Linked DNA regions of Homo sapiens: region 1 is linked to region 2. A link is a contact called in ENCODE Hi-C or POLR2A ChIA-PET data. All regions are on one chromosome and are shown on one strand. The core of a region is the stretch at or near the end of the contact, and the rest is flanking DNA. Distances in the headings are between cores, read along the strand shown. Region 1 overlaps AP3S1 (adaptor related protein complex 3 subunit sigma 1). Region 2 has its middle 44 kb from the start of CDO1.

Region 1 (5,133 bases), core at 2,272-4,771, 74 kb before region 2:
AAACTAGTGAGAATTCCTGACAGACAACTTAGTATCAGCCCACTCCATGTCCCCTTTATTTAATGCCTTCACAAACCTGCTTGTAACAATGGCCAAAGGGAGCTCATATCCAAGGATACTTGAGTCTGAGTCTCCCAGGCAACTGTTCTCATTTTGGCTCAAGTAAACTCTTTGAATCCTATTTTGTGCTTCAGCCTCTTCCTTTTAGGTCGATGGTATGTACACACATACAATGAAATATTATTCCGCCTTAAAAATTACGGAAATTTTGATACATGCTACATAACATGAGTGAACTTCGAAGACGTGCTAAAAGAAAAGCCAGTTTCCAAAACACAAAAATTCTATGATTCCTCCTATATGAGGTTTTTAGAGCAGTCAAATTCATAGAGACACAAAGTAGAATGGTGTTTGCCAGGTACTAGGAGAAGGGGAGAATAGGAAGTTAGTGTTTAATGTGTAAGAAGTTTCTGTTGGGAAAGACTAAGTTCTACAGATGGATGGGTGGTGATGGTGACACAACAATGTGAATATACTTCATGCCACAAAACTGTACACTTGCAACTGTTAAAATGATAAATTTTGTTATATATTTTTTACTACAATAAAATTTATTTTATAACCCTTTCATGTCACACTAAGATATATTAATGACAGGAAATAGGATATGTATGCGGTAGAATCAACTAGTACTCTTCCTCAGTAAGCACAAGGTAATCAAAACAATTCAGTGGGTCTGGAATATTAAAAGATAGCCCTTTCCTCCTGAGTAACAAAGAGAACTGTGACTGACAGCAAGTGATTCTTGTAATTACACCAGGCTTGCAAGAGTGGAAAAATGTAAATGCTTTTCAGTACAATAGAGGTGGGTCTAGTGGGCTTCACATAAACTCTATTCACATATAATTAAGACAATAAGCTAAGAAAAAAATGGTTTTCTTCTTGAGTTCTGTTACTTCACAGGTGACTTACGAAAGCTTGATCACAGGTCTCATTGATAGAGAGGCTATACAGAACTGGAGCACTCATGTTTTTTGTTTCCTTTGTTTTTGTTTTTTTTTTAGAAGACAGGGGCCCTGCTATGGTTGCCTAGCATAGCCTCAACTCCTGGGCTCAGGCAATCCTCCCACCTTACCCTCCCAAGTAGCTGGGACTATAGGCACACACCATGCCTGGTTTTGATGCACTGACTTTTACCTTCATTCACTGGCCTAGCAACACCTTCTTTACAGAGCCTAACAATAACTGGGTAGAGAAGAAAGTAACCAATCAGAGGAGAGCCTCACTGCCCCTTCTGCAGAGGCACTGTTTAAATGGCAAAATGCAAGTGTGATTCAAAGAGGAGTATCTCCTCTTGTGGAGAACATGCTGGGCATGATGTCATCAAACTGAATTATGTCAAGAAGGGGCATGGTGTGGCATACAGGCATGATCTGTCCCCATCGTTCTCTTTAGCTTTATCTCCTGCCTCTCTTCCCCGTGATTTCTCAGCTTGCCTTCTTGCTATTCCTGAACACATCAAGTGTGGTCCCATTTGAGGGACACTGCACTTCTTTCTGCCTGAAACATTCTTTTCTTTACTGTTTTCATATTCTTCCTCTCTTATCTCATTCAGTTTTCCTCTCAAATGTCAGGTCGTCAAAGAGGTATTCCCAATGACCCTATCTAATATAGGCTTTCCTCCATCAAGCTTTATTCCCTTATACTGTTTCATTTGTCTTCAGACTAATTACAATCTTAAATAATTTACTGCCTATCTCCTATCACCAGAATGTAAACCCACAGGGCAAGGGTGACATCCGTCTTACTTATCACTGTATTACTAGTGCTTAGAATAGGGCCATACAAACAACAAATAAATACTTGAAAGAATATGGACAGGAAAAGAGAAAGAGTGTAATGGAGAGACAGATCAGAAAGTATCCAGAAAGACCACCCCTCTTCCCAGAGGCCTATCTCTAGAAGGCCTAGTCAGAGGCCTAACTCTACAAGGGCTTCCTCCACTTGGAATCTTAAGAAAACAGTTATTAGCTAGAATTGTCCTTTATTCACTTCAATATCCTTCTAAGAGTTGCTTGATTCTTCAGCAAAGAAAGCTGTTTTAACTATATTGTACTTCAAAGGATTTGATGAGAGGAAAGCTGAAAAGGCAGATGGGTGAGGAAAAAATGTGTTTAGTTAGCCTAATGTGACAGTTTTATACAACAAGAAGTTGGAAGGGGACTGGGCCCTCTAGATGGTAACAACTCAGAATCACCTTGAATTATAAAACAGCAGTGACAAAATCCATAATCCACAGGTACAAAAAAGACTAAGTGCTAAAGGTAAGAATGAACTCTTGACTTTCAAACAAAAATTAGCAAAGATTTCCTTTCAGAACGAAAAAGACAAGGACACTGATAACCTCAGGTTACACAGGTAAGTTTAATTTTATACAAAAGAAAGATATATACACATTTCTTAGGACATGCAAATTATTAATGTGCTATTACCATATACTGTCTTTTTTAAATTTTAACAAGAGAGTGGCTGAACATTAACATATTCAGTTATCTTAAAGCCACAATGTTTAATAAATCCATCATCAGCTTCAAAGCATTTATTTGTGTTATTAATGTCTAAAAGGTATATCCTATTCACTGGGACATTCTGAAAAGAAAAATAAAGACCGGGGGGAAATACACTAAGTGTTAATAATTATCTGTGTGTGGTAAAATCAAGAATGACCTTAGTGGCCTTAATATTTAATTTTCCACAGTCACAAAAAAAGAAACTTACTTAAAATTGAAAACAACTTTGCTAAAGAATATAATATAGGTACGTCACGTAAGGCCTTCTTTTAGAAAAGCCATGAAATGACCTATAACATTGTCCTATTTATAACACTTACCTCATAACCAAAAATCATTTTAACTTTGAAGACTTTATTTCCTCCTTTACAATTAAATATTCAAAAGGTTTAGTCTTAATTTTTAAAAAGCAAGTTTTCCAGCATACTCCACATAAAAACTGTGAACGTATAAGCATTTGGGTTTTTCGAGGATACTTTGATATAAGGAAAACCTGAAATTAAGATCTATTGTGACACAGGTTCAGTATTGCATATTACAAGGAACTATTCCTGATATTAACAACCTCAGAAGCAATCTAAAATTTCAGAAAACTAATATATATTAAAAGCTAATAAAGAGGGAATAGTGGTGATAGACATGTTAGTTAGCTTGATTTACCCATTTCACAATATATACATATACAAAAATAACATGTACACGGTAAATATATGTAATTTTTTTTTGTCATCTATACCTCAATAAAAACATATATTTTTTTAAATTTGTTGAGACAGGGTCTCCTCTGTCACCCAGGCTGGAGCGCAATGGCGCAATCTCAGCTCATTGCAGCCTTGATCTCCGGAGCTCAGTGATCCTCTCACCTCAGCCACCTAAGCAGCTAAGACTATAGGTGTGTGCTAACATGACTCACTAATTTTTGTATTTTTGGCATAGAGACAGGGTTTTGCCACGTTGCCCAGGCTTGTCTTGAACTCCTGGGCTCAAACAATCCTCCCATCTAGGCCTCCCAACGTGCTGGGATTACAGGCATGAGCCACTGTACCCGGCCATAAAAATAAATATTTTTTTAAAAGTTTAGAAGAAGAAATAGCAGACCCTTGTTTGCCTACCCACCATCCACTCCTTTCTTTCATCTTTCCAACAGAATATCCATTTTATTCCCGTTTTCACTCTCATCTTCAGCTCCAATCCAAAGTTGGATGTTGATTAGGGTAAGAATATTGGTCTTGGGTGGGTCTAACCAGAATGAAGGGAAAGACACAGTCCAGGACTGCAGAAACAGATGGTTGTCTCTTTCTGAATTGAACTGATTACCAAAGGAGAAAAACAGCCTTTGGATAATAGTAATTTTGTGATGAGTAAAGCAGAGAAAGAGAAAGAAATTGGATCTACAATAAAGTCATTGATTTGCTGAATCAAATACTTTTGGAATCGGTCTACTACTCTGCACTTCCTATAATGTACCTAACATAGTTCTTTCCAAGCACTTGAGTCAGGCTACATAAAACCCAATTTATGCAGACAAACGCATTATAACTAATATGGAAGGAAACCAAATCGTATGGAATTTTCTTCTTAACAAAAAGCTGAAATGCCGTGTGTTAGTATGTGTTAACACCCTCATACTCAGGAGTGTTGATAATTCTATCTTGATCACAGACATAAGTTTAATTATCCCATCTGCCACAACGTCTTAATAGTCACTAAAAAAAGACATGAGTGAACATGGATGGATCTTTTTAAGGGATATTTTTAAAAGAAAAAAGAAGTTATCTATACTTTCAACACTTTGTATTTTTATGTTAAGATTTAAAAAAAAAAAAAAAAACGAGAAAGAAGAATCTTAGAGTTCCTCCTAAGGCTTGCATTTGGTTAACAGTTTAATTAAATACAGTTTATTAAAAAAATTGAGGCAACTCATATAGGTTAATTTGAAATTTTTCCTGCTTGCACTTAATATGTGTGTGGTGTGTACACACACATGCATACATACACACAGTATTTTATATCTGAAGAAACAACTAAGATAATTCACACAAAAGAAAGACATTTCCACTTTATAAAAGTAATTCACAGGCCAGGCATGGTGGCTCAGATCTGTCATCCCAGCACTTTGGGAAGCCAAAGCTGGAGGAGTGTTTGAGGCCAGGAGGTTAAGACCAGCCTGAGCAACATAGTGAGACCTTTTCTCTATAAAAAAAGAAAAATTTTTTAAAAGTAATTCACCAGAGGATACACTATGGAATCACAACCGAAGGGATTTTTTTGTTTGATAGCTATGTAAAAATATATTTAGTTTATAAAATATAAGTCTCATTAGTTATTTACAGTAATGCACAAATACTGTCAGGTAAGTATTAAAAGACTAAAGGTTACTGTTGTCAAGTCGCTGAAGCTAAGTATCAACTTAAAAAGACAAACCAAGCAAAACATTTGAATTTGTGCAGTCATAGACCAAGGATATAGAAGGCAAAAACGAAAAGGGATGCATTTTGAGTCCAGACTTGAATTTTTTTTTTTTTTTTTTTTTTTTTTTTTTTTTTTTTTGAGATGGAGTCTC
Region 2 (4,524 bases), core at 446-2,945:
TGTCAGGCTCTCTCTGGGGTGGGCTGATGACCATTCTTCCACCTGGAGATGCGTATTTCATCCAGCTACTGGCAGCTGCAAGGGTTTCAAGGCCTAGGAAAAGCTTAGTCCTCTGAGACTGCTGCTTGCCCAGAAATACAAGTCATACTTTTGTGATATCTGGTTGCTTGCCATATGGTGTCTCAAGGGGTCTGGGATCATTTACTGCAATAATTCAGTGGGATCATGTGACAGTGCTCAGGGTCTAAGACAGGCACACAAGAAACATCACTACTACTGCATGGCCTTCTTTAGCAGCATGTGGAAATGTTGCAAACCATGGGAAGGCTTGGATTAACCCCATAAAGGGACAAAGCAAGGAAAGAACTGGCTGGGATTCCCAACAATCTTGGAGTTCAAAGGACCCATGGTAGGGCTGTTCTGGAGTGTTGGATGGGATGATAATTATTAATAGTTCCATCTGGTTCCTATAAAAACAATCACTTCAAAAACATTGATTATTAAAAGCCTCATAGAAAATTTATTTTTACCACTTCTCGGCCTGGGTAAGATCAAGTGTGGTATCTGTTTATATCAGTTTAATATCTGATACATCCTCTATCGGAGGATAATATATTGAATGGATTTTTGGAGCTAGTAGATGGACTAGTAACTTGCCCCACTCCACCCATTGACCTGGTATTACAGTACCTCCAGGAATGGTGCATCCCCTTTGGGGTATAGAATGGTTGCAACAAAAAGTAGATCAAGGCTGGGTGTGGTGGTTATGTCTGTAATCCCAACACTTTTGGAAGCCAACGTGGAAGGATCGCTTGAGCTCAGGAGTTTGAGACCAGCCTGAGCAACATGGTGAAACCCCATCTCTACAAAAAAAAAAAAAAAAAAAAAAAAAAATATTAGCTGGGTGGGGTGCAATATGTTTGTAGTCCCAGCTGCTCAGGAGGCAGAGTCACTTGAATCCAGGAGGTAGAGGTTGCAGTGAGCTGAGATCGCGCCATTGCACTCCAGCTTGGGCAACAAGAGGGAAACTCTATCTCAAAAAATAAAAAATAAAAATAATAAAGAATTTTTTTTAATTACTGGGAGGAACAGTGTCAAAGTTTTAATGTTGTCTTTCAGGGATAAGATGACAAATGGCTTTTCCTCCTGCCTCTCTCTATATTTCTATACTTTCCAAATGAGCTACAAGAATGTAATGTAGATATTCATACTCAGACTGACTGGCTCCACTATCTAATACCCAGGTGGCCCTGGACTAATTTCTAATCTCACTCTACTTCCATTTTTTTCTGTAAATGGGGATTCTATGAATAATGCCTGCTTTCGTAAAGCTGTTGTGAGAATTAAATGAGGCAATACAAGTAAAGGTTTAAACAGAGCCTGGCATATAGTAACTACACCCACATTTTGGCTATTGTTACTATTACTGCTATACTTAATTGATTCTAAGACTCACATTTTTCTCTTTCATTTTTACTGCTTTCTAATTGGAATATATCTCATAGCTGATGATATGACATGCTTAATGGACAACCCTTTTTATTGTCTTGGTGACTTTGGTGGTTTGATGCAGTCAGTCTGAACAGCTGTGCAGTTGGCTTTGCACTGTTGCAGTCTAGGTCAGAGGCTCTATCCCTTGGGCTATGTGGTATTTTGAACTTGCTGATTACTGCTGTTTATGAAGGCCTTATCCACAGGCCAATAGCTATCTTTTTGAAGGCAGACCCGACAAATGCATGGGGCCCACAGTTGCCTTCAGAAGCTAGCCATGAGGGGGCTGGTGAGCAAGCAGACACTGGCCTTCCTGTCCTCAACAAAGCTACTGTCCCCCAGTGGGGGCTTTGCTCAGCTGGCTGCTGCCTGTCCTTGGATTACACAGGCATAAATGCTCTGGCCTCTTGGGCTTCTGGACAGATTCTAGTGGGCCTCAAAGGGCTTAATACTGAAAAAGCTAAGGCAGTAGTCCATTTGTAAGGGGGTAGGGGAAAGTCTTTGGACATACTTTAAAAGCAGCACACTTTTGGTGCTTTTAAAATGCAGTGCAGCTGAAGGGTATTTGTGTGTGTGGTGTGTGTGTGTCTGTGCATGCGTGTGTGTATGTTGCAGGAAGTTTCAGTTAAGAGTGCCAGACCCTGGGAGGGAGCACTAGATGAGCTGCTCCAATTTCATTCTGCATCCAGGACCAAAGAGTGAGCTGTGAAGGAGCTAACCTTAAATTCATAGGATTTGTACACAGATTCAAGGATCACTCCTCATTGTGTGATCTCAAGATGTCCCAGATTAGAATGCAGAGTTCTTAGGACTACTGACCTGGCAGTAAGAGGTAGTAGAAACAGCCTCTATGAGCAAAGACAGAAAAAGCCAGATCAGAAAAGAATATGATTGCTGTGTAACTTGGCGGTGCCTACGTTCAGTTCAATATTGGGGTGCTAGTGAAGGAAGATGTGTGCTCCAATGGAAAACTATGAAACTATGTCACATCTAGACTAGCACAATACACCCTTCATGGTTATCTAATTTCTATTCTATGGGAGCTATTTTCTAACTCTGTAAGTAGGAAAATAACTGATGCCAATCAAAATAATTACTTTCTTTGTATTTTGAAATTTTTTTGAAGTGAAATTTTTTCTGGTGGAGGAACAATACTCCCTCATCCTCTCACTACCCCATGCCCATGCAGAAGCCAGTTTTGCATCCAAATGAGCATTCACATCAACATTTCTTAGTCCATAAAAATTTGTACTTCTATGACTTCTCCTTTGAACCAGTTGCCTGGTTTCTCCACTTAATTAATGGGTTACATAACATCTTTAACATGTGCTCATTTTCTATCTATATGAGAGTCATGATTTTGCTTCTTTTTAAAATATCTTTGAACACTAGAAACATGGGATTCAAAGGACAAAGAACAATTTAGGAAGTTTTGAATATACTGGATGGGAAAGAAAGGCACCTCAAATAAGACTGGGAATGCCCCTAGGTCAGCTCTCTGGACTTTGCTCAAAGCAGCAGTATCTTAAATGCTCTTTTCTGAGAGGTGACAATATGCGTAGGAGTATTTCTCTCCCCATCTGGAAAATTCATGGTTCCAAAAATAAACTCTTGCCAAGAGCCATTTCCTAGTTATTGTTAAGCTCCCAGATCATGGCCTATGGACAAGTGGCATAAACTCTGGCATACTGGTGCAGCTCAAACCAAGAAAGTGTCTTCTTCCACTCAATGCTGCCGAATCTCTGCTGCGGTCTTTGCCAACTCTCTTTGGTTTAGACTAAGTACTGAGTTGGGAGAATATAATTTTGTTCTGGGATAACTGCCCTAGGGACTGGGGATGCAGCAATTTTCTAAATTTGGTAAATGTGGGACCAGTGCTATTAAGTACTACTAATTAACTCTGAACTTTTTCCAAGGGTGGTACATGAAAGATTTAGCGTGAAGTAATACTACATCTTGAGAACTACACTAATTCTGTTATGGAACAGCTTAAGCTGTAACTGCTGAAAGAATCACATTATCCAAGATGGAGAATCTCTATCTGAAAACTGAACAAGATAAGAGATTGAGAGGGGTAAATTTTGAATTGGTATGTCTTTGGACATTAACACTGAATGGCAAGGGAAACTGATTCTGGACTTTTAATTCCATTGGACAATAATGTTTTTAGAGTCATCTTGTAAGCAGGCTTAGTTGCTCTTGTGAACTCTTTATTTTTCTTGAGATACAGTATTGCTCTGTTGCCAGGCTGGGGTGCAGTGGTGTGATCATTGCTCACTGTGATTTCAAACTTCTGGGCTCAAGCTCAAGCAGTCCTACAGGTATGCACTACCACACCTGGTAATTTTTTTCCAGAAAAAAAATTAACAGGTTTATTTATAATTATTACAAAGCAGAACTGCTGAAACTTGTTCACTGAAACATTTTGACTTGCATTAACGCTTTACGTCCCTGCATTTACATTAAAAATTCACAAGAACTACCAATAACAGCAAGAAGATAATTTTTTTTTTTGAGAATGAAATGTTTCCCATCATAGTGGATTCTTAAGCACATTCTCCACGTATGCAACGTGCTAGCTGGATGTCTTTTGGCATAATTGTTACACGTTTGGCATGGATAGCGCACAGGTTGGTGTCTTCAAAAAGGCCAACCAGATAGGCCTCACTTGCCTCCTGCAAAGCACCAGTAGCTGCGCTCTGCAGCCCAGATCTGTTTTAAAGTCCTGAGCAATTTCTCCACCAGATACTGAAAGGGAAGTTTGCGAATCGGAAGTTCAGTGGACTTCTGATAATGTTTAATTTCTCGGAGTGCCACAGAACCGGCCTGTAACAATGAGGCTTCTTCATCCTTCCAGTAGTGGGCGCACTCTTGCAGGCGGCTTTTGTAGCCACTTGCTTTCTGGGTGCTTCACCACCGGTGGATTTGCAGGCAGTCTGCTTTGTAAGAGCCATGGTATAGAGACCTCCTTACTTACCCCCCTTCTCCTTAGGCTGGAGCTCAGCGAGTGAGAGGTGGTGCTGGCGTTGGAGA

The links. A loop is a pair of places that touch in the nucleus more often than their neighbours do. ChIA-PET counts read pairs that join two places held with the same protein, here RNA polymerase II (POLR2A). Pooled maps may share reads with other maps.
Region 1: POLR2A ChIA-PET joins it to region 2 with 11 read pairs in activated T-cell. The contact joins two enhancer-like sites. A Hi-C loop is called at or near these places in 1 of 168 maps with a recorded cell type or tissue (Caco-2) and 4 of 50 pooled maps. POLR2A ChIA-PET finds 5 or more read pairs at or near these places in 2 of 52 experiments (PC-9 and activated T-cell).

The regions. Positions count from the first base shown.
Region 1 is chr5:115,845,824-115,850,956 of GRCh38, reverse strand. The region is part of intron 1 of AP3S1 (adaptor related protein complex 3 subunit sigma 1); the gene reads right to left. Among named protein-coding and RNA genes, the nearest start is that of AP3S1, 6.5 kb to the right of the region's middle. Within about 2 kb of position 3,521, at least 2 of the 41 ENCODE cell types and tissues checked have a DNase peak (open chromatin) inside an H3K27ac peak, as active enhancers do.
Region 2 is chr5:115,770,507-115,775,030 of GRCh38, reverse strand. It overlaps the pseudogene H3P24 and the pseudogene RNU2-49P. Among named protein-coding and RNA genes, the nearest start is that of CDO1, 44 kb to the left of the region's middle. Within about 2 kb of position 1,695, at least 2 of the 41 ENCODE cell types and tissues checked have a DNase peak (open chromatin) inside an H3K27ac peak, as active enhancers do.